6 separate regions of the Mus musculus genome follow, and regions 2, 3, 4, 5 and 6 are each linked to region 1. Evidence: chromatin loops called from intact Hi-C (ENCODE). Cell type or tissue: heart. All regions are shown on one strand.

Evidence for each region. A loop is a pair of places that touch in the nucleus more often than their neighbours do. Peaks named below come from ENCODE experiments on the same cell type or tissue, not always from the same donor. Only the 100,000 strongest peaks of a DNase experiment are listed, where the experiment ranks them.
Region 2: it touches region 1 in a loop (9-fold over the local background); 41 of 42 quality-filtered maps call a loop at or near these places.
Region 3: a loop joins it to region 1, with 2.4 times the contacts of the local background. A loop is called at or near these places in 9 of 42 quality-filtered maps.
Region 4: it touches region 1 in a loop (2.4-fold over the local background); 7 of 42 quality-filtered maps call a loop at or near these places.
Region 5: it touches region 1 in a loop (4-fold over the local background); 41 of 42 quality-filtered maps call a loop at or near these places.
Region 6: a loop joins it to region 1, with 2.3 times the contacts of the local background. A loop is called at or near these places in 10 of 42 quality-filtered maps.

The regions. Positions count from the first base shown.
Region 1 is chr15:66,674,748-66,678,747 of GRCm38, forward strand. It overlaps Tg (thyroglobulin), which reads left to right. Exons shown (of 48, transcript NM_009375.2): 6 at 3,285-3,391. Among named protein-coding and RNA genes, the nearest start is that of Tg, 6.0 kb to the left of the region's middle. In heart, a CTCF peak has its summit at 2,000 (motif pointing right); DNase peaks (open chromatin) are centred at 974 and 3,374; H3K27ac peaks cover 1,707 bases.
Region 2 is chr15:66,898,229-66,902,228 of GRCm38, forward strand. All of the region lies in intron 1 of Ccn4 (cellular communication network factor 4), which reads left to right. Among named protein-coding and RNA genes, the nearest start is that of Ccn4, 8.9 kb to the left of the region's middle. In heart, CTCF peaks have their summits at 1,656 (motif pointing left) and 1,856; a DNase peak (open chromatin) is centred at 1,643; H3K27ac peaks cover 1,390 bases.
Region 3 is chr15:67,432,090-67,436,089 of GRCm38, forward strand. No RefSeq gene overlaps it. Among named protein-coding and RNA genes, the nearest start is that of 1700012I11Rik, 210 kb to the left of the region's middle. In heart, a CTCF peak has its summit at 2,415 (motif pointing left); no DNase peak of the experiment used is centred here.
Region 4 is chr15:68,237,556-68,241,555 of GRCm38, forward strand. All of the region lies in intron 1 of Zfat (zinc finger and AT hook domain containing), which reads right to left. Among named protein-coding and RNA genes, the nearest start is that of Zfat, 19 kb to the right of the region's middle. In heart, CTCF peaks have their summits at 19 (motif pointing left) and 1,769 (motif pointing left); no DNase peak of the experiment used is centred here.
Region 5 is chr15:67,097,238-67,101,237 of GRCm38, forward strand. No RefSeq gene overlaps it. Among named protein-coding and RNA genes, the nearest start is that of Gm31342, 60 kb to the left of the region's middle. In heart, a CTCF peak has its summit at 1,803 (motif pointing left); a DNase peak (open chromatin) is centred at 1,814; H3K27ac peaks cover 217 bases.
Region 6 is chr15:66,727,680-66,731,679 of GRCm38, forward strand. It overlaps Tg (thyroglobulin), which reads left to right. Exons shown (of 48, transcript NM_009375.2): 27 at 1,837-2,004. Among named protein-coding and RNA genes, the nearest start is that of Tg, 59 kb to the left of the region's middle. In heart, a CTCF peak has its summit at 2,482 (motif pointing right); no DNase peak of the experiment used is centred here; H3K27ac peaks cover 2,903 bases.

The DNA.
Region 1 (4,000 bases):
CTTCCTCCAACAAGGCCACTTCTCCTAATCCTTTAATAATGCCATTCCCTGGTGATCAAATCTATGAGCCTATGGGAGCCATTCTCTCTCAAACCACCACATAAGTGTACTCTGTGCCTCACCAGCCCATCAAGCAATGAAAACACGAGAGTGCAGAGAACTACATATCTGGGTATTGGCTGTGTTGTTCTCCATCCTAGCAGAGAGCTGAGGAGAAAAGTGACCACTCATCAAACAGGGAGAACAGCTGATTAAAAGTAATATACCATAAACATTTGTATAGCTGCTCAAATAAGGCACCAAAGCTGGATAAGTTGCCTTGAACAGGGTTCCAAAGTCTGTCATACTAATCCAAACCAAATGGGCAGTGCAAGGGTAGAATTTAGTTATTTTTTAAAAAGGTAGCAAAAAGGTTTTTTATATGTACACACATGTGATCCTATGATCAGATGAACATGTGATCCTATGATCAGATGAACATGTGATCCTATGATCAGATGAACATGTGATCCTATGATCAGATGAGTACGCTAGGTCTGGGTAAAACCAAAAGCAGAGATTAATGTGAAGGACAGCGCAGTTGTTGAGGGCCACTTGGAGATAGGGGCTGCAGTGGAAGAGTGGACAGAAAGAGAATCCTGTCAAAGGGGAAAGAACCTATTAAAAAGCATGGTGTGATGATATGCATGCACTTCTGTAAGTTCAATATTGTGTGCATTTTTTAAGGACTTTACTGTTTAAATAACAAATATAAAAGAAATATCTATATACTTTGACCCAAAATGATATTTGGCTACCCTAGAGTACCCAATGATTGTGAAGGGCCATGCAGCCTTTAAATGACATTAGATCATTTTGGAGAGAGAGACGGGGGGGGGGGAGAGAGAGAGAGAGCGAGAGAGTGAGAGAGCACTAGCTTGTATGAACACTGCTGTGGATTCTTTGGGAGAACCTGAGCCTCCATGTGGCTGCCTTCCAGAACAGCCAGTTTCTGAGTGAGAAAGAATGTTCCCATGTGTTGTGCCAGAAGGGTCACAGACCATGCCCCAAGTGCTGGTCCCACAGACAAACTTGATCTGAGTTGCATAATACCTTAGAAGCCTGGCGTTTTCATTAGATCATATCCTGAAAGGTTTTCACAGAGCTCAGTATCAGTGATCTCATACATTCAACCTAAACACAAAATGCAGAGTATGGCTATAAATACTGAGGCTAGAGGTGTATGAATTTGTTTATGTGGTCAAGAAGCCAGTCTTTAGCTACCTGCTTTGTACCAAACCCTCCTGTGTCCTAGGTCCCTGGGAGTTTGGCTATCCCACTCCTGCCAATTTTGTCTGTTCCCAGTACAATCCTGCCCCATAGCCTTTGCCTCTGCCACCTGCAGTCTTCATCTGCCACTACTTTGCAAGGTGACCTGGTCATTTATCTTCCCAGAGCCTCTTCAGTGTTCTCTGCTGGGAAATGGAAGTTTGTGCTCTATTTACTAGGCCAAGATTAAGCTCTCCTGAGACTTCACTTATGAAACCACTGAGAATATGTATCATCCCAACGTGATCATCTGCAAGGAATTCTCGTGCTTCACCCAGTTTTAGAACATGTAGGTTAGATTCCCCCCACCACCTGGCGACTACAGATTAACTTAACTGGGAGCACGGACCATCAGGCAGCCCGAATCACCAAATGCTCCTCTACTCTGTGCAATCCAGGCATCTTCAGTTCACATCCAACTGAATGCTAACTGTATCCAAGGAGTTTTAGAGATTTCAGCTTTAATACAGACATAATTAGAAAGTGTAGTTTGGAAGACTTTAAAGAGCTCACCCTGGGAAGCATGGTAGGCTTTAGAGGTGTCTAAAAAATTGTTGCTTGTTTGTTTCATTTGATTCATTTCTCTTTTCACACAGCATAAGGCACAGAGTCTTCCACACCCTAAGTTTACAACCCCAGTTTAGAGATTTGATGGATGCATCAAAGACCTTTACAGGGGGGCAAATTGAGATTGAGGCTCAGTTCACAGTTAATGCCACAAGAGGGCAGTCTAGTTAAATAAATGTTGAGAATCAAGTATTCATTGCTAATGCAAACAAAAGCACTCAATTCTGAAATAGGATCCCAATCTCTCTCTCTCTCTCTCTCTCTCTCTCTCTCTCTCTCTCTCTCTCTCTCTCTCTCTCTCTCTCTCTCTCTCTCATCTTTGAACAAATTCTGCCCTAGAAAGGTCATGGGAACGATTGGGTGGTTGATTATCAAAAGCCCAGGGGTAATCAGGAATTTTCTGTTACTATGTAGATCTGGCTGCCCCAGGTCCAGTGACTCCTTTGAACCAGTGGAAGGAGCTGTGAAATGCACATGGAATAGGTCCAGATTACCCAGGTTGACAGATATAGTACGGGACAGCCGGTTGCAGCTGGGCTTCAGCTGCGCAATTTTGTTCTGTATGTCCTTGACATTGCCTCAAATATTTGAAGGCCTGGATGTAGAGTGAGGATTCGCGTTGGTAGGGCATTGCATAAACACCACCAGATGCCTGCACTTTAGAAAGGGTTACCTGGGCTAGGAAAGGGCAGCGTGGGTCGTGGGGTTGCACCCTGAGTTCCAAGTTCTGAGGGAGATGACAGTGGCTCCACATAGAGGAGGGGATAGCACTTAGGAGGTGGAGCTGTATTGGAGGCATGTCTATCACACAGAACTTTGGAATGTGGAGAAGAAATGTCTAGAAGAGCAGAAGAGTAGAGTCAGGGATGACTCCTTTCCGAGTAGATGGTTGAAAATGTACTTGGGAGGGAAAGCTTTGCAGACTTATTTCCAGGGGTCTTAGAGATCCGGGGACCCAGGGGCAGTCAGTCCTTCCCAATCCCCTGTGAGGTCTTAATATGCAGTGCGATGATTTGTGCTATCTGCAGACTGGCTTTATAGACCAGGCTGGCCTCAAACTCACAGAATTCCGCCTCTGCCTCTGCCTCCACTTAAGGTGTGTGCCACCACTGCCTAGAGAACTTTTAAAAATTATATAGCCCCTATATGTGGGGACAAGACAGATGTTTTCGTTTCTACTTTTGCTTATGATAGCACTAATTTCCACACAAATCCACAGCCTGCAATAACGGACAAGCAATATGGCTAGTTGGTAGGTGACAGCTAAGCATGGTCTAGCCTTGCTTTGGCTAAGTAAAACCAGAGCTGGAAAGAGCTGAACATGCAGCTGAGGACTCTGCTACACTGGCTTCAATTGAAGATGACTTGTATTTTATGAAACAGTGACCACGCATCTTCCTCTCTGACAGGTTTCCAGATGCATTTGTGACCTTCAGTTCCTTCCGGGGCAGGTTCCCTGAAGTGTCTGGGTACTGTTACTGTGCTGACAGCCAGGGGCGGGAGCTGGCTGAGACAGGTAATCAGCCACACTTCTGGCAATGTGAAGGGATCAAGTGTTATTCTTTGACTCTGGTGCCTAAGGCAGAAACTGCACTGGAGTTCTACATCCTTGCTAGGTTGCTATGGGTGTGAAAGAAGACACAGCTTAGCCAGCTTTCATCTGCTGCACACTGTTGAAGCTTCTGCTTGCTTGTATGGTGCCGTTGCCGGCTGAAAGAGGTGCCCACCTTGCTATGTGGCAAGTGGAAGACAGGTCATGCCATCAGACTCATTCTCTAGGTAGCTTTCATCTGTGCTGTCAGACCAGCACAGCTACGACAGCAGCGACTTTAGGAACTACTAGAGTATTATTCCAGGCATATCCAACCTATGGCCCAGGGGCTGCATCTAGCTTAGCAAAAGATATGACCCTACAAAAATCACAAACATATTTAACATGTTGTTGCTGTTTGCATTGTTATTATATGTGTTGCATGAACTTTGTAGGTGATGACAATTTGTAATGTCTAAAGAATGGCTATGGCTGGACCCATTGCATAATGCTGCTTATGTAGATTCTGACCTTTGACATCTGTCAGCTCAGCTAGGTTAGAGCTTTATTTCCTGAGGAGCCAATCCCTGAAAT
Region 2 (4,000 bases), 220 kb after region 1:
ACAGCAACTCGTTGTGTTGCCATCATAATTGTATGTAGGTTGCAGTTTCTAGAACTCTCTCCCATTTCACAGACACATTAAGAATCTCTGTGAAAACACTGGGTGCCTACGAGTTCCTACATTTCTGTGTGTGCGCTTGTGCGTGCATGTGCATGTACGTGTGTACGTGTGTATGTGTGTGAGTGTGTGTGTGTGTGTGTGTGTGTGTGTGTGTGTACATGTGTCTAGACAACAAAAAAGTAACAAGGTCAACAAAGTACAGGTGATGATGAAGGCTGGTCATGGAGGGGACGGTGTCATTGTTTCAACCTTAGGAGATTCAAAATCTCATTTGAATATTTGTCTCACAATCATTATATTTCAAGTTTATATATGTTAAGTTACATATATAAACTTGTAAGCACAATATAAGTTAATGTAAGCACATATAATTTAATTATATCATGAGTTGTATATATATTCATTATAAAATATGTAATTATACATAATATAGTATATGTTATATGTTATGTAATGTACATTATTGGTAGGCATAGAAAGAAATATGAAGAATGACAGTGAATTATTATAATATTAGTATTATTATTTTGGATTTTTCAAAGTAGAGTTTCTTTGTATAGCCCTGGCTGACCTGGTACTACTCTGTAGACCAGGCTGGCCTCCATCTCAGAGATCCACCTGCCTCTGCCTCCCAAGTACTAAGATTAAGCTCATTACCCTGCCTTATTGTGGTTTTATTAAAATTCTCTGAAAGTACTGAAACCATTTTTACCCTACATAGAAACCCTGAGATGGGTGTAGCCAGGATGTGGCTGCTATAACTCCAGCCCTTGGTCTTTTTCACACTCTCGTCTCCTTAGGAGGAAGGGCCTAGAGCTGGTACCAATCATGTACCGTTGTACCTGGAGGTTAGTAGAGGCTCTAAGTGCACTGTCCTTTCCCTTTGAGATGGCATGCTGATAGCCCAGAACTCATGATCCTTCTGTCTCTGCCTCTCGGGGGCTAGGATCACAGTCCTGTCTACCCTGTCTTGCCTCTTTGTACATTGGAGGAATGATTAAATTAGTGCTTATCGTTTGGAAAGATCCTCAACTCTTGCCCCTTTTATCCTCTCCATACAAAATTGCCTTGTCCAGCCAGTGACTCCCCAAATGCAGTAAAATGGATGGGTAGAAAACTGCAGTCTTCCACGGCCCTTGTTCTTACCCTCTAGCCAGCTAGAGTGAAAATTCGGGGCAACTTCACTCCCTGAAAATCCTCTTGAACAAAGCCTGGGGGAGGGGGGAATCCAATGCTGTGTTGTAAAGTGAAAGGGTCTCCCACGCATGCCTGGCCCAGGTCTGCAAGGCTGAGAGCTAAGATCCTCCCATACAGTAGTCTAGGGGACCTGGTGTCCTGAAGTTCCCAGGAGGCACTGAAAAAGTGGCACCTTCCCTGGCATGGTCCTTTGGACCAGAAATATGGCAGCAAAACAGTGGGACCCCTAGGTTCCTGTGGTGCAAGCCACTGCCTGGGCCCAGACCTACCCTATCTCCTATCTCCCACAGAGCCTCTCTTTTCAGCAGCTGCTTCTAGGCCCAGAGACTCCTCAGCATCCCCAGACATTAGGGGGTGATCTACCATTTCTGCCTCGACACTGACCTCTGGTGGAGCATCTAAGCACAGTCGCCCAAAGGCTTCAGCCAGGCTTTCCCCACCCACACCACTCACTACTGTTCCCTGAGCATTGCCCAAGTCTGTTCTCACACCTGTGGGCACTCAGGTGATTTCCCCTTTCTGGAGTTCTAGATCCAGCCATTCTCTCCTCTTCCGGGGCCCTTTGGAATTAGGGATCATCTCTGTTGTGATGCAATCCTGCAGTGGCCCATGCTTTGCCTCTTAAGGGACAAGGTACCTGGTAGAGACGTAGTGTGTAGGTATGGTGGGAAGATGGGAGAATAAATAAATGAACATGGGTGGATGAGGGTATGTATGGTGCAGCTAGCAATGACAACCACTGTGGAGGGACCCCAGAGTCAGAAGGACTGGTGGGCACTTAGACCAACATGTTGCTTCAGCTCTGAGTCTTTGTTTCTTCCACTGGGTATGGAAATAACACTAGTGCCTCTCATTAGGTTGATGACGGGCCACTGCCACCCTTTCTAAAATGAGGATGAGAGTTCTGATAGAACTACAGTCCCCATTGCCCAGCCCTGGCAGTGGTAAGGGTGTCACATGAGATCCCCCCACTTCCCTGTGTCCTCTCGACACTCATGCCCTGAGAAAAGAGACTAGCATGTCACCCATCACTGGGTGACCTAAAGGGTTCTCTCCACCCAGGCAAGGTCCTCTATTCTGATCCTATGTTCCTAGTGAGTACCTTTTTTAAAATGGTGTGATCGTACTGTGTGAAGCCCCAAGGATCACTTAGTTTCTGGGTTCATCTAGAGCGCTGGACCATGCTGTCCCACCCTTAGCCACTGCTCACCTGTAAACAGCATATTACAGATGCGTATGCAGGCTTTCCCATGGCACTGGTACAAACGCATATGCAGGCTTTCCCACAATGCTGCTACAAGCATTTATGAGCTTCCCTACAGTGATAGACTTTTCTTCTCAATTTCAATCAGCTTTAGCATTCCTGTAAGTTTGACAGCAGGGATCAAAAAATACTTTACCCTGCTTACCCATATTGTTCCTTTTGTCCAGAAGTATGGGAATCTTAGGGACATTGCTAGCAAGCTATGCCTTTCTTTTTCTCTGTTTTCAGGTACTTTAACAAACTCTCAAGGGCTAAGATGAATTTCAAATCATCACTTAACAGCATTTTGCCCTGAGGGGTGAAAGAAAGATATGTCCCAAAGCCATGTCTGGTAGCTCTCTGTAGGACACTTGGAGGTACTTCATACTAGGCGTAAAGAATGTTAAAGCAGAAAGATGACCCGAGGCTCTGTTCTGACCCTGTCCTCCATCCAGTGTTCTCAAGTCATTGTTCCTACCCTCTTAAGAATCACAAGCACTACAGGCCGACTCGTGCCTGTCTAGAAGAATCCAGAGTCCAAGTGTGATCAGGGCCTCTGTGTTGATGGTTGCTGCCTTCAGAACTATCTAGAAGAGCCTTGATGCCCTGTATCCCCTCCAGCAGCCTATGAATGGCTCTCTGGAGACAACGCTGGGCATCAGTGTACTAGGACTGTCAAGGTGATTCTGGTGGGGAAGAAAATCCAGGGAGTTCTGCTGGGCTGTGCTTCTAACGATTCCTGAGCAGGGATTGAAGGTCTCAGAGTGAGCAGAGACAGACAGGCAGGCCTGCAGCCATGTAGCTGGGCAGGCCAGCTCTCACTGAGCGTGTGCTGTGCATGCGGTTTGGGAGGCATCTTGGGCACGCCACTCTCTTCTTGTCATCCTGTTAACACTGTGGCATCTGCAGAATTCAGTGCCAGAAGCACATTGTAAAAGGAGTTTTATGTGAACCACGTCAATTTGGAAGGACCAAGGAGCTTTTATTCTTATTTCTCTTTTCCTTTCTCAGTCCTTCCTACTCAGCCTTCTCCTTACTTGATGGTTTATTTTTCTCTTTTCTTCCTTCTTAAGGATACTACAGGGTCCCAGGGTACTGTGTCTGCACAGATGCATCTGTCTAGTTTGGGGTAGGCGCATTGACTGCTTGTGTTGTGACAGCCAGGGCTCTCTTAGAAGAGGGCAGGGATCCTGTAGGGACAGAAAGGACAGAATCCCAAGAAAAGTATGGGTGCAGAAAAGGGCTTGTAATGCTCTAAGACAATGTTCCTCCCAAGCAAGGTGCTTCTGGGAAATTCTATGTCACCTTAAAGTGCACACGGGGCTGCTCCTCCCTTTGAGTCACCAGGAAATTCCTCCCATCCTCTCAGTGCACCCAGGGCCCTGCTCCCAGATCTTGTGAGGCTAAGCTTTGCCAGCTATTGGGCTTGCCTGCATGCCTGTTGCTTCCACGGGGATGTCTACAGACTTACAATTTGTATTCTGAGTCCAAGGTTCACCA
Region 3 (4,000 bases), 760 kb after region 1:
TATTTCTTGAGAGGCTCAGCTCCTGGCTGATGCCTTTGAGGACATCATCTCATGTTGATGAGGTAAACCTCATCTTGTGTTGACCTATCTGACCATTGTGTGAATCTGCCAGGTGGTGCATCCACAGCTTGGCCAGGGTCTGTACAAAACAGACAATGATTAGTAACTGAACTGGAGCTGCAGCCAGAATCTACGGAGGAATTGGCTCTCAAAACATCCCATTATCATAGCCTGAGAGGTTATACCTAGTGATGAATGCATTTGCTAAGTAAACCATCATTGGTTCTAGAAAAGCGCTGTCTGCAGTCAAAGATGCTATGGGAAGGAGACCTCCTCAGTCATAGCTGCCACAAAGACTGAAGCCCAGGCACAAGGCTTTCACTCACTAGATGAGATGTGATAAACTGATTATGGTTTCTGTAGCCTTTTCTCCATGAAATGGGCACATGAGTCAGCAGAGATCTACATGTAGTTGGTGCTGGATACATAATTAAATGAAGCCACTGATTGCAACTTACCTGTGCCAGTATCCGGAACACTTATATTTTGAATAAACAAGTAGTGAATGAGTGGATGAATGAATGAATGAATGAGTGAGTGAGTGAGTGAGTGAGTGAGTGAGTGAGTGACTAGACAAGTTCTAACATAAGTAGGTTTGGTAGATCATGATTGTAATGTGGGACATTGAGATGGGAAGATCCTTAAGCGTTCTAGGCCAGATTGGGCTACATAATAAACTCCCAGGTCAACCTCAGCTTAAGAGTAACTATCTCCATGTGACATGGTCAGTCACCAATACAATGGTCAAGTACACGGTGAAGAGGTGAAAGAGAAAGACAAGAGGAGCTGTTTGTTCACTATGAAGAAAGACTAAAGTGGAGACACGAGAATAGTGAGAAACAGCCTGATGTGAGTATCCTGTCCTTGTTGCCAGAGGCCATGGTGATGTTCAGGCCCATGCTGCCACAGAGTATGGGTCCATGACTCTGCATCAGTAGAGGTCTGAGTTGATACTCATGGCCCATGTTACTTCTTAAAGCCATTGGAACCTCTCTGCTCTAGGCTGCTGCTTGGGGCCATGTGGATGTCCATAGATGCACAGAAGGAGACCCTCCTCTCACCTGGGCTGGAAAGCTGGCATTGGTGGTGCAAGTATAGAAGAGCAATTCAGCTACCACCCAGGCCCAGATCCAGGGCTTTGAGTTGGCCTATTCAGATATCGACTCCATCCATAAAATGCTGGAGCTCATGAAGGGACCAGTCCTGCAGAGCCAAAGCTGCAGGTTCTCCGTGACACAGGGTAACGACAGGATATCCAAGAGGAGTCTCAGTGAGGGTACAGTATTGATGATGTAGCAGAAGCCAGAGGCCTTGAAACAGACCAATGACCAATGCCTCATTGCAATGAACATTTTTGCGTGCCCGTGCGCATGTGTGTGTGTGTGTGTGTGTGTGTGTGTGTGTGTGTATTTCAGGTTCTTAATCACCTAAGCAGTATTGGTAAGGGTTCCATCTGATGGAATCAGTCAAATTAGATGTTGGCTTGTTACTCCCAGAAACTTTCTGCCACCATTGCCCTAACATATCTCATAGGCACAACAGTATTGTAGATCAAAGCACTTGTGGCTGGGTTTGTGTTTCTGTGTCTCTTTTGGTAGTGTACAGAGTACTACTGTACTGCAGCAAAGATGCCAGAACATAGGGATTAAGGCTGTGTGTTAGACACCAACTCAACTTCATGTTCCCCGAGTTGTATTGGTGTTGTCTTTAGCTGTCAGTTTGTGGAGAGCCAACTTCTCTTGGCAACAGCCTGGGTTGTGTGCAGGTTCTCATGGAAACCTTTTAACCAACAACTCAATTAGATGTAAGCCAATCATAGTACTGGGAGCTTCATTGAGTGACAGGAGATCTTCACTTGGGGGTCTCTCTCCCTGTTACTTGGATATTTTATTTACATTGTCTTCATATATGCACATATTTTAGGAGGCTTCTACTATAATAGGTTTCCCTTCAAATGGTCCCCCTGTCTTTCCCATAATCCCTCCTTTGTCTCCCTCTCTCCTCCCCCTCCCAAGTTGATTCTCTGGTTCCATCCTTCCCCCCTATCCATCCATAACCATTCCATTTCCCTTACCTAACAAGATCTACCCGTCCTCCATAGTCCCTTAAAAGAATGGAACTTTAAGATGTTTGTATAGGTAGTAAATTCTAGTCAGGCCTTGTTCTTTGAGACTCGGAGAGTCAGTGTATCTGCCCAAACCTCAAGCCAGGACTACAGAAGTAATATGTGCTTTGAATGGATGTGTGACTGACCTAATTGAGGAGGACAGTTAACATTCAGGTGTCAGCTTCCAACTTGTCCAAAGCCTCACTGTAGCCACTGGCCAGAGTGCCTGCTCTCTTGCGCCACCTACTGGACCTTGTGAAAAATCACTGTATAATTGCCAGTGCAAGGCCTGGTGCTAGGTAGTAAAAAGAAAAACCAAATTCCACAGAATGAGGACTCATGGTATCAAACAAAACCTTTAAGGTGAGTCTTCTCTTTTGTGTCAAAAGTGATGACTATTAGATGCATTAGGTGTTTACAAGCTACAGCACCAAACTCTACAAAACATGAGGTCAGCTTTTAAACAATAACTCTTCAGAAAAGATACCTAGCTTTTGGGATTTTTCTGTTTCGTCCTTCTGAAGGAATATCAAACCAACCCCAATGATTTTTTTTTAATTTTAGCTATTTTATGGTTATTCTTATTTATTAATTCTCAATCTGAGGGGAAAAGCAGTTTTGATCACAGTGTTCTGGACTAAAACTTAAAATGATATATTGCTTTAACCCTATATATGCATTCATGCACATATGCATGCATTTTAAATATACATATATACATCTTGATGTGATTTCCATGAGATTTGTGGAAGTTGACAGATAGCAAGACTGAAGAAAGGAATTTTGGTGCATGTGGAATCAGAGCATGAATGAGTCCAGCAGGGATAGGTGGGGTTCAAAGGGGACCACTGACCTCCATTCTGGCCACCTAGTCCACAAAACACATGGTGTGTTCATTTCTTCAAAAAGTATTTACTTTATTCCTAATGGACTCTGGAGAATAGTGACAGCTGCTCTCCTGCTTCACTTCCACTGGCTCTCGGCCCTGACTCTGAACTTACATTGCAAAGAAGTCCCTACTAGAATGCCTTTTGATCTTTCTAGTGATGCCCAAAGGCAGACATCTCTGACCTACCTGGTGACTAGTGGCCAACTCATATGGTCAGGAAAAAATGGAGCCTATGGTTAACCATAATGCCAAGTCTACTGTCACTAATATCACCCAAGTAATCCCTCCTTCAAAGTTCACAGTCACCATGAGTGTAGTTATAATGGTTGATGATGCAGGTCTGTTTCCACCCAGCAGATGATCTGCTGACACTGTGCACTCTTTGATCTTCCTCATAATTGCATATCCTGGACACTCTGCTATCTGATGAAAAAATATTCTGTTTGGCATGTGTTACTGTAGACCCCTGTCAATGTCCACTGAATAAATGAGTGACTATTAGTTACTAGGGAATTAGATAAGTGTAAATTAGTAAAAGAAATGGGTCACCTCCATGTTCACTAGTAAACAGTTTTGGCATGAAAATAAGAACTGAAATTCTAGGGGTGATAAGAAAATATAACTCCTTTGATTGTGTCTGAGATGCACAGTCTCATTATCATATATTTTATATCTTAATATAATTGATCACCTAATTGAATGCCTTTAAAAGTCATACTGTGTTTTTAAGTGCTTTTCTTATGCTTTTAGAAGGATTATAGATTATGAGAACAATGTCCTCAGGACATTTTCTTGAGGTCTCTGTATTCACCCTGTTATTTTTTTCTTCACTAGCATTTTTCTAATTTCATTTCTGTTGCTATGATACATTATACCAACAAAGAGCAACTCTTTTGGAAAAGGGTTTATTTTGGTTTACCCAGGTTATAGTTCTTTTTTTTTTT
Region 4 (4,000 bases), 1.6 Mb after region 1:
ATGCCCTCTACTGGTGTATCTAAAGACAGCTACAGTGTACTCACATACAAATATAAATAATTCTGAGAAAAAAAAAAGAACCTCTGCATACTGATGGCAACTTCTAACTTCCCTATGCACTTGCACAGGCAAGTGTACAAGCACAAACATATGTGAACACAGATACGCATACATATGTACATACATACAGGCACATCCAGACACACATGTGCACATACACACATATACAACACAAATATACACACATATACAAACACATACATACATACATATATCCATACATACACAAATGTGCAAATCACATGCAAGCACACATACAGAAATATACATACATACAAAGAAATACATATACACGCAAACACACATCTATACACATATACACATCCATGTACACATACAGAAACGCATGCATACATACACATACATACACACTTGAGTTGGTGTCTGAGGAGATGGACAATGAAACAAAACAACAGTGTGTTTCCTGAGGTGGACGTCAACGTCCCTAACAGCTCTGCATTCCTAGAAGTGCTGGGCACCAGACTGACAAAGGCGTTTAGACCAAGTTCAGTTCTGAACGCAGTGACAAATCAAAGGATGTAAACGTTGCCCTGGTGGAAGAGAGCTAGGTGGAGCTCCATAAGGGTCTTTTCCTGTCTTTCTCTCACAGGGACAGGCAAGACTGATAAGAGGACCCAAATGGAAAAAGGAGGAGACTGATTTCCCAGTTGCAAAGTCAACTCAGCTTTGGATTAAATGAGAAAATATACTTCAGACATACAACGTATGTGTATCACAAGTAGACACTCTGGGCATGGTAAGTGCAGACTGCCTAGCCTCCAGGCGGCAGATTCCAGTGCTGCAATGTGTAGGCCAGGTCAGTGTTGACCTAAGTGAGTAGAGGACTCAGGTGAATAGACAGCCAGATGACTAGAAGACCTGGGGAAGTAGAGGACTTGGGTAGGTAGAAGACCTACCTACCCAGAGTTCAGTGTTTTACAACTGTCCATGTACCTTCCACAAGAACAATGCATCAAGATTCCACAGCCCGAGTGCCATCCCAACCTTCCCTGCCAGCCTGGCTGCAGAATAAGATCTATGCTACCTCCAACAGTAAATAATATCCACATACTGCTTCACATCGGTGACTAACTTCATCATCACTGATGTCCTGGGAAGTAGCCAAATTGGTGGTGCTATCACCACCACCACCATCATCACCATCATTATCACCCTCATGACAATCAATACTAGCAGCTGCAGCAGCAATATCACCATCATCCCCACTATCACCATAATCATCGCCACCATCACCATCCCCACTTACAGAAGAGAAGCCTGGGGCTGAGAGGTGTTAACCAGCTGCCAAGGATCTCCCATCGAAATAATAACACCACCAAAGCTTCAACAAAGCCTTCCAAGTTGCCTGCCACATCAGCCGACCTGTGGTGTCAGCGTGCTCTTCTCATAGTGGGTGCTGAGAGGAAATGTGAGTCTTGCTGTCCCCAACCTAACCAGCATTATAATCAAAGGAATAATTAGAACTTAGGAGAGACAGTAGACAGGAGCTGTGTTCCCTGTGTAGTACTACTTGCTAACAGGAAATAACTTGATGCGGATTTACCCTAATCATATATACTTACTAATCTCCGCCCACCACACAGCTTAGGGACAGCTCAAAACCAGGCAACAGTGAACCACCATTCCAGGTGGATAACTTTTCGCAAATATATGTGCTAACATCACCCTCTGGTGGTCATCTGTGGCAATACAACAAAATTTGAAACAAAGCTACCACACTGACTTTGCCAGATACTGTTCGACCTATGACCCTACTTATTAGCCTTCACATTTACCTCATCAAAGAGAGGCATTTGTGTCCACCTGACAATGAGAAGACTAGGCCATGGAAGGTATTACTGGGTCACTCAGCAGGTGGGCACACAGTAGGAACTCAATCCAAAGGCACAATCAAATCCACAGCCAGATGGACTTGTCCTGGCAGGGCAGCGCAGGGGCACCTGGTCAACCCTGGCAGGTGAGTCAGGCCAGAGTCAACTCTGAACAGACTTTCCTCATAACCAGTCACTGCCTGGCCTATTCTTAATCGGCCTGAAGGCTATAAAGCACCATTCTGCAGAGCAGCAATAATGCTAAGCAGGAAGTTCAGCACTGGCGCCCATGTGCACTGATGTGAGGGATAGTGTGGGGGTTTGAATAAGAATGGTGCCCACAGGCTCAGATATTTGAGTGCTTAGGCAGCAGGATGGCACTATTTGAAAGATTGAGAAGGATTAAGAGGTGTGGCCTTGTTGAAGGGAGTTTGTCACTTGGGCTGGGCTTTGGGGTTTCAAAAGAACATGCCAGGCCAAGTTCTCTCTCTTCCTTCTGGATGTAGCTCTCATCTACTGCTCCAGGGCCTGCCTACATGCCACCATAATGATAATAGACTAAACCTATTGTAACAAAATTGTAAGCAAGAACCAGCTAAATGCTTTCTTTCATAAGAGTTGCCTTAGTCATGGTATCTTCCCAGCAATGGAACAGTGATTACTTCAGAAGGAAGATGAGCAAAGCCAGAAAGCCACTTGGGCACTTGGGAGCACTCTGCTGCCATCTGGGGCAGTACCCTTGCCCTCTCAAACAGGCAATGAAACTTCTGCTGCTTCTACTTTCAGCGTGGGAATCGTGGCAGAAACTTGCTGCTCAGGGGCATCAGGTGAGTTATGGGTCGTGGTCTCCACCATTTTCTGATGGACTGCACTATTGATTTCTGCATCGAAGCCTCATGATGCCATGTTCCCACAGGTCTGCTGGGTTCAGGGACCATTCCTGTCTCTGTTAGTGTTTGTCGTGTTTCCCATGGAAAGGGCCACATTTTCTTTTTTCAGTGATTACCCTATTCCGTGTAAATTTACTTCATTGCACAGGGCTCTCACTTTGAGAGTGCTTAAAAATAACTTTAAAATTTTCATGTCAAATTTTACCATGGAAGAAATGTGTATGCATAAAATTATAATGCCACTGTTGGCCCAGCCATAATTATAGCTGATATTGTACATTCCTCATTTTATTTTGTTAATTCAAATTCAGCAGAGAAACGCCTCTGGGATTTCTCCCTGGCATTTAATAAAGCCGTTAACTTTGTGAGCTGTAGAGGTTGGTGTGTGCATCAGCGTTTTCTGAGATGCCTGGTAATCCCACACATTAAAGGTGTGCATTTGTTGAGGCATCAACAGGACTGGGCTGGCATGGTACCTCGGGGGTTATCTGTGGGCAGGGGAGGCTGGTGTCTTGTCTGTCAAAGCTCGCCTTGCTTTGGCATGGTTTTCACAGGCTTTGGATATGGCTAACCAAAGACCAGCTTCTACTTCCAAGCATGTCCAACCAACAGCTTGAGCTAGTCATCGTTCAGATGAGAAATTAGACCTGAAGAGATTTAGAGACTTACATTTTATCTGCCACTGAAGAGATGGTAAGAGTCTCTCGTTTCTGTCTGAGTGACGTCCGTTCTGCTGTAGGGTAGTTTCTGGGCTACAGGCACTGAGGTGTACTGAGCCACATTCCCCTCTCTGAATACACAGAGACTCACCTTGGATGTAATAACTACACCTGCCACCACGGACCCTACAAGGATGTTAGGGAGGTTACTGAGGGAGCAATCAAGTAGGAGATGGAGACACTGCAGGTTAGCAAAGTCCTGATGCTGAAGACAGCAGGCAGCAGTTAGACCCTTAAGTCTAGCTGGCTAGCTAACACTACTGCCTGCTTCCTCACTTGCATGCTCAGTCCCCTGAGATACACACATGTAAAGCGTAAATGTTTGTGCAAATACATATCCATACACTCACACACACAGCAAAAATGCATGCATAGATATATGGGCAAATGAGACACATATGCATACATACATATGCACACACACTGGGGGGAAACAAAAGGCATATGCAATTCAGAAACTACTAGAACAAAACAGCATCAGGGATCACCAGGTAGAAAT
Region 5 (4,000 bases), 420 kb after region 1:
CATTTAGCTATTCCAGGGTACCGTGGCAGGAGAGGGGCAGACAGCGTAGGCTCAGAGTCTGAGTGCCTGGTTCCCATTGAGGTCCGCTGCTGCTGAGCTGAGCTGTGTGGCTCTGGGCAGTACGACTCATCTCTTGGAATGCTAGATTTGTGTAAAATGTGTATGTCAGTGAGGCTGCCTGTCCTGAGGCATGTGAGAAGCAGGTGAGGGGAACCCAGAGGCCTGGCTGGAATGTTTATGCTCTAAGTACAGGTTAACATCCATCCTATCTAGTATTATTGGCAACCAACATGATTCTGATACACCTGCCAACCAGGTACCTGGTACTTTGCTAGATGCTGGGCATTCAGAAGAAAAACCACGTTCAGTGTCTCTGCCTTTCTAGGACCTCTGAGAGTGGAATGGCATGGTTGGATGGAACCTTGAGATACAAACATCGTACTCAAGCCTTCCAGTGTGTACTTTAGGAACTAAAGTCAGCACACAGAAGCACCCACCCTGAAGTCCCTGGGAATGAGCATAGCTTGGATTTCTGGCCAATCTGCAATCTTTCCATTGTATTCTCCCTGATGTTCAAGCATCTCCACCAAGCCCTCTCTGCCTTTGCTTGCACACAACTGCAACTGGGGTGAGCAGCCTCATTCTCTATTCTCTGATGCTGGGCATCCTGTCCCCTGGGTTGCCTCTCTATAGCCCGTCCTACTGCTTGCATCTTTTAAGCCTTCTGATCAACCAGGGTTGACCAGAGCAGACCTGGTGAGCTGTCACGAATTGGCTCTAAGTCTAGGACAGGATCTCTGACATCAAGGAGAGATTTTGGCAGAGGTGGCCGGTTGCCCTCGAGGATTCTGGAACTTTTATCCCACCATTCATTTTCCCATTATGATGTTGTTTGGGCAATGAAACTCCTGCTGGTCAATGGACCTATATGGAAGTGGTGGGTATCAGATCTAACTGGAGACATTTGAGAGCTTATGAGGCATTACCAGTTTCCTGTACAGTGACCTTGAAGGCTATGTGCTGAAGGAGGTGAAGTTGGTAATAATGTCTTTCATGACTGGCTGGGTCACTACATGAAGGAAAGCACAAAATCCCTGAAACTGCTCCTAAAAGAAACTAGCCTTGTTCTCCATTAGTGGGACTTGAAGCTTATTTGTTTTTGCAGCATTAGCCTACTCTGGCCTGACAGATATACAATCAGCTCTGGTCTTTGTTCTTGGCTGAGGAGTTATGAACAGGGTGACCACAGGCATATAGCATTATAGTCATAGGTATGGTGCAGATACCACTGCCACCTCAGTCTCTTGGGAGAATTTCAGGAGGAACATAATACATGTTAGACACATAGAAAATCTCAGAAAATGGCTGGCACAATTTTTCATGTCTACCATGTCATTTAATACCCTCTTACAGATTAATAAACCATGATTCAGATCAAGCTCTCTCATAGGCATACAGTTCAGAAATAATAGATAACCAAGAACAAGTTTCAGGTCCTAGGTTTCCAGTGGACCTGGGTTTCATGTGAACCGTGGGAAGAGAACATTTATTATCCTGTCCACACTGGCTGGGGACTTTGGCTGTCCCCTTTTGGGCCTGTTTTCTTGACTGGTTTACTCAGGTGAGTGACAGAGACAGCGATCTTATTGGAAAGGTGTTGGGCTTGCTCGTGTCTATAGCAAAGTCCTCTAAAGGTCTGACTTTGTTCACAGGTGTGTGCCTTTTCAAAAGCTTCTGCTTTTCAGCTAAACAGACATGAGATCTTGACTAAGATGGCTCTGTTGCACCCTCTGGTGGCCACCACCCATGAACACTCCAGCTAGCACCGTTAAGCCAAGGACGGGGTCAGAAGAAACTGGGCAGCCATGGGCTGGTTTTGCTTTCCTGGCTCAAACCACTGTGTAGGGCTCATGTCTAGAATTCTTGTGCTAGGAACACCACCTAGAGTTCTCATCCCCCAGGTACCAAATGTCATGATCAGTGTTCAGGACACAGTGACCGAGACCTCACTTTTGATGTGTTTGCTAGCTCTACCCTCTGACGCACTACATGTCTGCCTGAGTCTGCTTCTTTTCCTCAAGATGCTATGCCTCATCAAATTAATACATATGAGGCCAAAAGCAATACTTTTTTTTTTATGAGCGTTACTGCTGTCTGGTTATCTGTTACCATGGCTTCCAACCTTCTCCTGGCAGAGTCCTATTCTTGCCCACAGCCATTTGCAGTACCCATTGCCCTTGATAGTCTTCTGTTAGATGAAGAATATACTAAGCCTGCATTTTCTCGTGGCACAAACTGTGGCATCCCTTTTACTCTATAGAGGTCCATCTATAGAGGATGCAGGCTTTGATCACCGATTCCAAGGACCCATGGGTACCCTTGTTCCAACCAGAGCTCCTCCTGCAGGGAAGAAACTCTTCATCCATGAGTAGACCCAGTCAACTTGAGCTTCTTGCTTGGGGCAATGCTTTCACAAAGCTAGTCCAAATGCTGGAAAGTATGGAGGAAGAGTGTGTCTCAGAGTCCAGAGGCAGCCAAGGAGGCCACGAGAGGAGGCTGCACCTAGGAGCTTAAGGCTGAGAAGCCCTTAGCCCATGGAACTTTCCATTTCAATAGTATTCATGGAACCCTGACTTGAGAGCTCAAAGAAGAAACCAAGATCTTTTGTTTTAGGTCTGCCATGGGCAAGGAATACACCTATGCTAAGTGGAAGAGGACCGGAGAGAAATGGCTTGACTCCCTGATTGTGGACCACACCTGCAGTGTCCAGAGCACCCACAGCCCTGACCTTTGTCACTTTCCCATCCTTTCTGTTGTCCAATGACACCATCCAGAAAAGGACTCCACCATCATTTTCCCCCATGAGAGATTCTGGCACTATCTTTGTGCTGTATGCAACCCAACTGCTTGGCCTCAATAGCCTGACCCCACCACTTGGCTGCCTGTGTTTCCCTGTGCTGGTGAACTGCAGGTGGGTCGATGTGGTTTGACTCAGCTTGTACAGTGGTCCTCCATGTCCCACTGCGTTCATGTATATCCCTGGGGACTGGTGGCCTCTCTAGCTCTTTCTTCTATTTCTTGCACAGTTGTCTCTCCTCAGATCACTCCTTCACCTATAGGCAGTTGTGATCCAGACTCACCTGATCAGGCTCTACTCCTGTGACAAAACATCTCAGACATAAATCCTAGACCTGCTTCAGGGACCAGTTGAAGTGATGGAGAAGCTAAATCAGCAAACAGTGGAAGTTAAGTATGTTCTCTTCTGCTATAGATTAGAGTGTAAGGCTTAGCATTGCAAGGAGCTATGGATGGTCCCTTTTGTCATCTTGACCATCTGAAGTGTTCATTTAGTTTCGTGTGTGTGTGTGTGTTTGTGTGTGTATTGTGTGTATGTATATGTGAGTGTGTGTGTGTGTGTGTGTGTGTGTATGTATTTGTGTATATGTGTGAGTGTGTATAGGAATGTGAGTGTGTGTATTGTGTGTATGTGTTTGGATATGTATATGTGTGCACATGTGTGTGTATATGTGCACATGTGTGTGTGTCTATGTGTGTGTGTGTCTGTCCACCTTAGTCTGCAGTACTGAAGCTGAAAGTTTGCAAGATTCTAGATGTGAGAACCAGCAACAGCCGGTCTCTGTGAGGTAACTGAGAACTAGGGCGACATAATTTAGTAATGCACGTGGCAGCGGATTCACTTTACCTTCTGGCTCGGGCCCTGGACAGTCCCCGTGTAGGACCTGAGGGGTGGGAAGTGAGGAGAAAGTCCTATGGTGGTAGGAGTACCTCAACCACATCCTCAGGGATACCCGTGGTGAGTACGAGAGGCTGAAGCAGAGGCCAATGCCTCCCCAGCAACCCCTGCTTAGCTCTCCCAGCGTGCGGGTGCTGGGCCTCTAAAGTCCACTACTATGTAGTAAGGGATGGGCCTCTGAGGACACAGTCATACCTGTGTATCAAGGGACTTGTGCTAGCTCTTTAATGATTTCAAAATCCACTG
Region 6 (4,000 bases), 53 kb after region 1:
GTTGTTTTTATTGAAACACTATCTTTCTTATCCTGTTAGAATTTACTATGTACCCAAGGATGGCTTTAAACTTGTAACCTTCCTCTTTCTGCCTCTTCAGTGCTATTATTATAGACATGTTCCATCATGCCAGGTTTATGTGGTATTAGGGATTGAACCTGGGCTTTATGTATGCAAAGCAAGCACTGTACCAATGAAGCTACATCCTCTACCCCAGAATGAGATTGTTTAGTTAAAAGATGGTTAGAACAACTTGATTCTTAATCATCCTTTTGGTTTCAGCCGTATACAGTGTGGGTTCCTATTAGTATTTAGATGGGCAAATTATCAACTGTCCCTCGCTTGTGCATCAACACATGTCTTTCTCCATACCCAAGTTTAGAAAGTCTGTCTTCAGAGACAGGATGCCTCCTTGAACTAAACATATATTCTGCGGGCGCGACTGTTTCTCCAGATGCTGTGTTACTCAGCAGACCATGTGATGCTTCCATGGAAACACTGACTTCATTTTCCCTGGGATCATATATGAAGGATCATTTTGTTCCATGGGGGCAGTGAGCCTTCCAAGCCCTTCTTTCCACAACACTGTGGTTGGCAGCCTGCTTTCTATTCCTTCCAAGTCTAACTTGTCATCAGTGAATTGCCCAGCACTTACCCACCCCTACCCTCACATGCAGTGTCAGAATTTGGGCCCTTGTGACATGGCTAAAAACATCTGGCTGTCCTTCCCAACTCATCTGGTACAGGGGGTAGTTAGGAGTTTTAATTCAGGGGGCTTTGGCTGGACTTGCTGAGATCTGGGGACAAAATCCTGTTACACCCTTTATTTACCACAGCATTCAAAACCTTTAGTTTCTTTAAAATTCCTCCTTTCCCTTACCCCTCCTAGCCATCCCTCACAAAAGCTGCAGCTGCCTCTAGCCTCCTCTGACTACCTTCCTCTAAATCCCAATGGATGGGTTATATTTTCAATGAGGAGTAGTTAGTGATAACTCCTGAGGGTCCAAACCTGCATTGTAGTGGAGGCTACTGGAAAGAGGGACTCTAAGGAACTCCCATGCCTTAAGGTTTACATAAGTGTCACTGAAACTAAAGGATGTGATTAGCAAGTAACTGGTCCCTATCTTAGAAACATGAGGAAAATGTGTGGCTTCTTATCTGGGGGTCAGGGTCAAGGGCACCAATTCTGAATTAAATATGTTACTATTCCCCCCTCTCTCCCTACTTCCCTCCTTCTCTCCCTCCCCTCCTGCCTGGTTTTTCCTTTCCCCCTTACACTCTTGATCACTTTTTCTCTCACATAAACCATGGTGCTCAGACTTCTTTTGAGCTCCCACATTTTTATTGTACCCAGACTGCTCTGCGGTTCTACAGCCAGCTCAATCTGCTCCTCAACGCAGCGGCTGCTGCCTCCACCCTTTCACTATTGCTCAGACACTAGAAAAACCCACTTCTCCTTTTGTAGTGTCTCAGTCTCACAGTCCGTGATATGAGGATATCTAATGAGGCCTGGACTCTTGAGCCAGGCTGTACTGCAGAGTCTTCTGTGTGCTCATTGTGGACATTAACTCCCCAATAGCATCTCAACCCTCATGTGACAACATGACAAAGTCCACAGCTGGTGCCAGCAACTGAACATGTCCACAATCCTCCCTGTGTAGTACATTAGTGCCACATAAGAGGACGGCTAAGGCTATCTTTGAAAAGTGAGTTGAAAGCAGGCTTTGGTGCCCCAGTGTCCCTGTCCCATCCTCAGGCAGCCCAGGCTCTCAGAGTAAAGGACAGCTGTGCATGGCCCTCATGGTTTCCCTCACACTGGCCTATTCCCTTTGGCAGGGCCCACCATCTGTGGACTTCTCAGTTCTCCTGACATTCTGCTTTGCCACATCAATGACTGGAGGGATACCTCTGCTACTCAGGCCAATGCTACATGTGCTGGGGTGACATATGACCAGGGGAGCCGCCAGATGACCTTGAGTCTGGGAGGCCAAGAGTTCCTGCAGGGTAAGTAAGCCTCTATATTTCACCATGCTTCTAAGTTCCTCTTCCCACCAGTGAGGGCTCTGTTAACTTCTTAGATGCAGGTCTACATCCTGAGAGCTTGTACCCCTATTCAGCTTCAAAATTACCAGGTACAGATACATCCTCATCACACTGACCTCACCCTCCAGGCTCCGCAGGTTCCATTTATAGTATAGAAGGAAATGGCACCCATGAAGCTGCACAGGAAGCTAATGGCATGCATATATGTATATGTATATATATATATATATATATATATATATATATATATATATGTCTATCATCAAAACATTAAGTTGATTTATTTGATTTAGCTTTCAAAGCTTCAGCTAGCTGGGTCCAAGGTCCCTTAGGACTCTAACATGTCCAGCTGCTGGTCCATTATCCTTGGGCCAACTGGGGCTGGTCCTGCTCCGGCTGGTTTCCTCCTCACTGGGAATGAGTGTACTCTTTTCCAGCAGGTGGCAGAGGCAGGACAGAATAAGGAAGAAGTGCAAGGCTTCTGAAAGTCTATAGACACTCATCTCTGCCTCATTTTTTTGGTGCATAAATAAACCGCATGGGGAAACCAGAAGCCAAAAGACAGGAAATACTGTTCCATTAGTAGGAGGCATTGCAAAGTCTCATGTAAAATGCCTGCAGAGAAGTAAGGGTGGAAGACTATTGCAAGCGACCCTGGCTGTTCCCCTGGGAAGTTAATGCACCCCCTCTTCTAACCACAGGGGTACAGGGACAGGCCTGTTAGAGATGATGGTGATGTACAGCAGGCAGAGAGAACTGCAGAGCCCGAGAGCAGGCCTGCCCTTCAGCTCACAGAGAAGGGTACTGAGTTTCCAAGGCCTCTGACCTCCCTGTGACAGTCAGGCCTCCTTTTTGCCTTCTTTCCGGCCTACCCCTCTTAGCATGCTCAGTAAAGAGGACAGGCTTTCCTTTCTGTCCTAAGATGCCATTGGCCAGGCCAGTGCTGTTCACAAGGTTAGCCACACTGGGGCCAGTATCGCCCACAACTGGTAAGACATGCTACGTCTCAGGCCACCATGCCCAATAGGACCAGGAATCTGTGTTCTGAGAAGCAGTTCCAATAATTCTTAAACCAGTTGCCTGCTAGGTTGGAAGAGAGGATAGCAATATCGGTTGTCATAGAAACAAAATACCTCCTAGGACTGTTAGGTCAGATAGCACCAAGGCTGAGACCTGCACCTACACAGTGATTCAAGGACAAGGGATGCACTGTCATTGTAATCATTCTCATCTTACAGCTGATGGGAAACAGGCACACAGGAGTTAGGTCACTCCTAAGGAGGCACCTGGGCCTAAAACCAGGCTCTGGAAGTCTTAGCCACTCTCGTACTCTCAGATATGCAGAGAGAATTTTGGATGATATTGTATTATTTTTAAAAAACTCCTGCTGATACCCAGAGCAATATAGTATGCATGTTATTCTTTGAAGAATTATATATGCCTTACTAAATTTTGGACTAGTGACAGAGAGTTTAAAATCTAGTGTAGAAAACACATAGGCAATCTGCGTGGCACACCCAACCAAAGCCTGGAAATACACTGCAGAATCTGGCAGAATTCCAGGGAGCTGAAGTAGCTTCTTTTGGTGGTAAACAGAATCAAACAGCTTATTTATGGGATGGCTGCCTCACAGATGGTCTTCATTATTCTGAGAGGCACGCAGGGTGAAAACAGGCATTTCAGGAAAGACGTGATAAGTTGGCAGCAGTAAGTCACTGAACTGCTTATGCTGAGCGTGTGCTTGCTGTGTGTGTTCAAGGAATGTGCCCTGGCTTGGCCTCCCTGCAACGGAGTCACAACGAAAGGCCTTTGAAGGATTTAGGCCTTTCATCTGCTCATCTGGCTCATCTGTTCCTCTGTGTGTGTGTGTGTGTGTGTGTGTGTGTGTGTGTGTGTGTGTGTGTCTGTGTGTGTGTGTCTGTGTGTGTCTGTGTGTGTGTGTGTCTGTGTGTGTGTG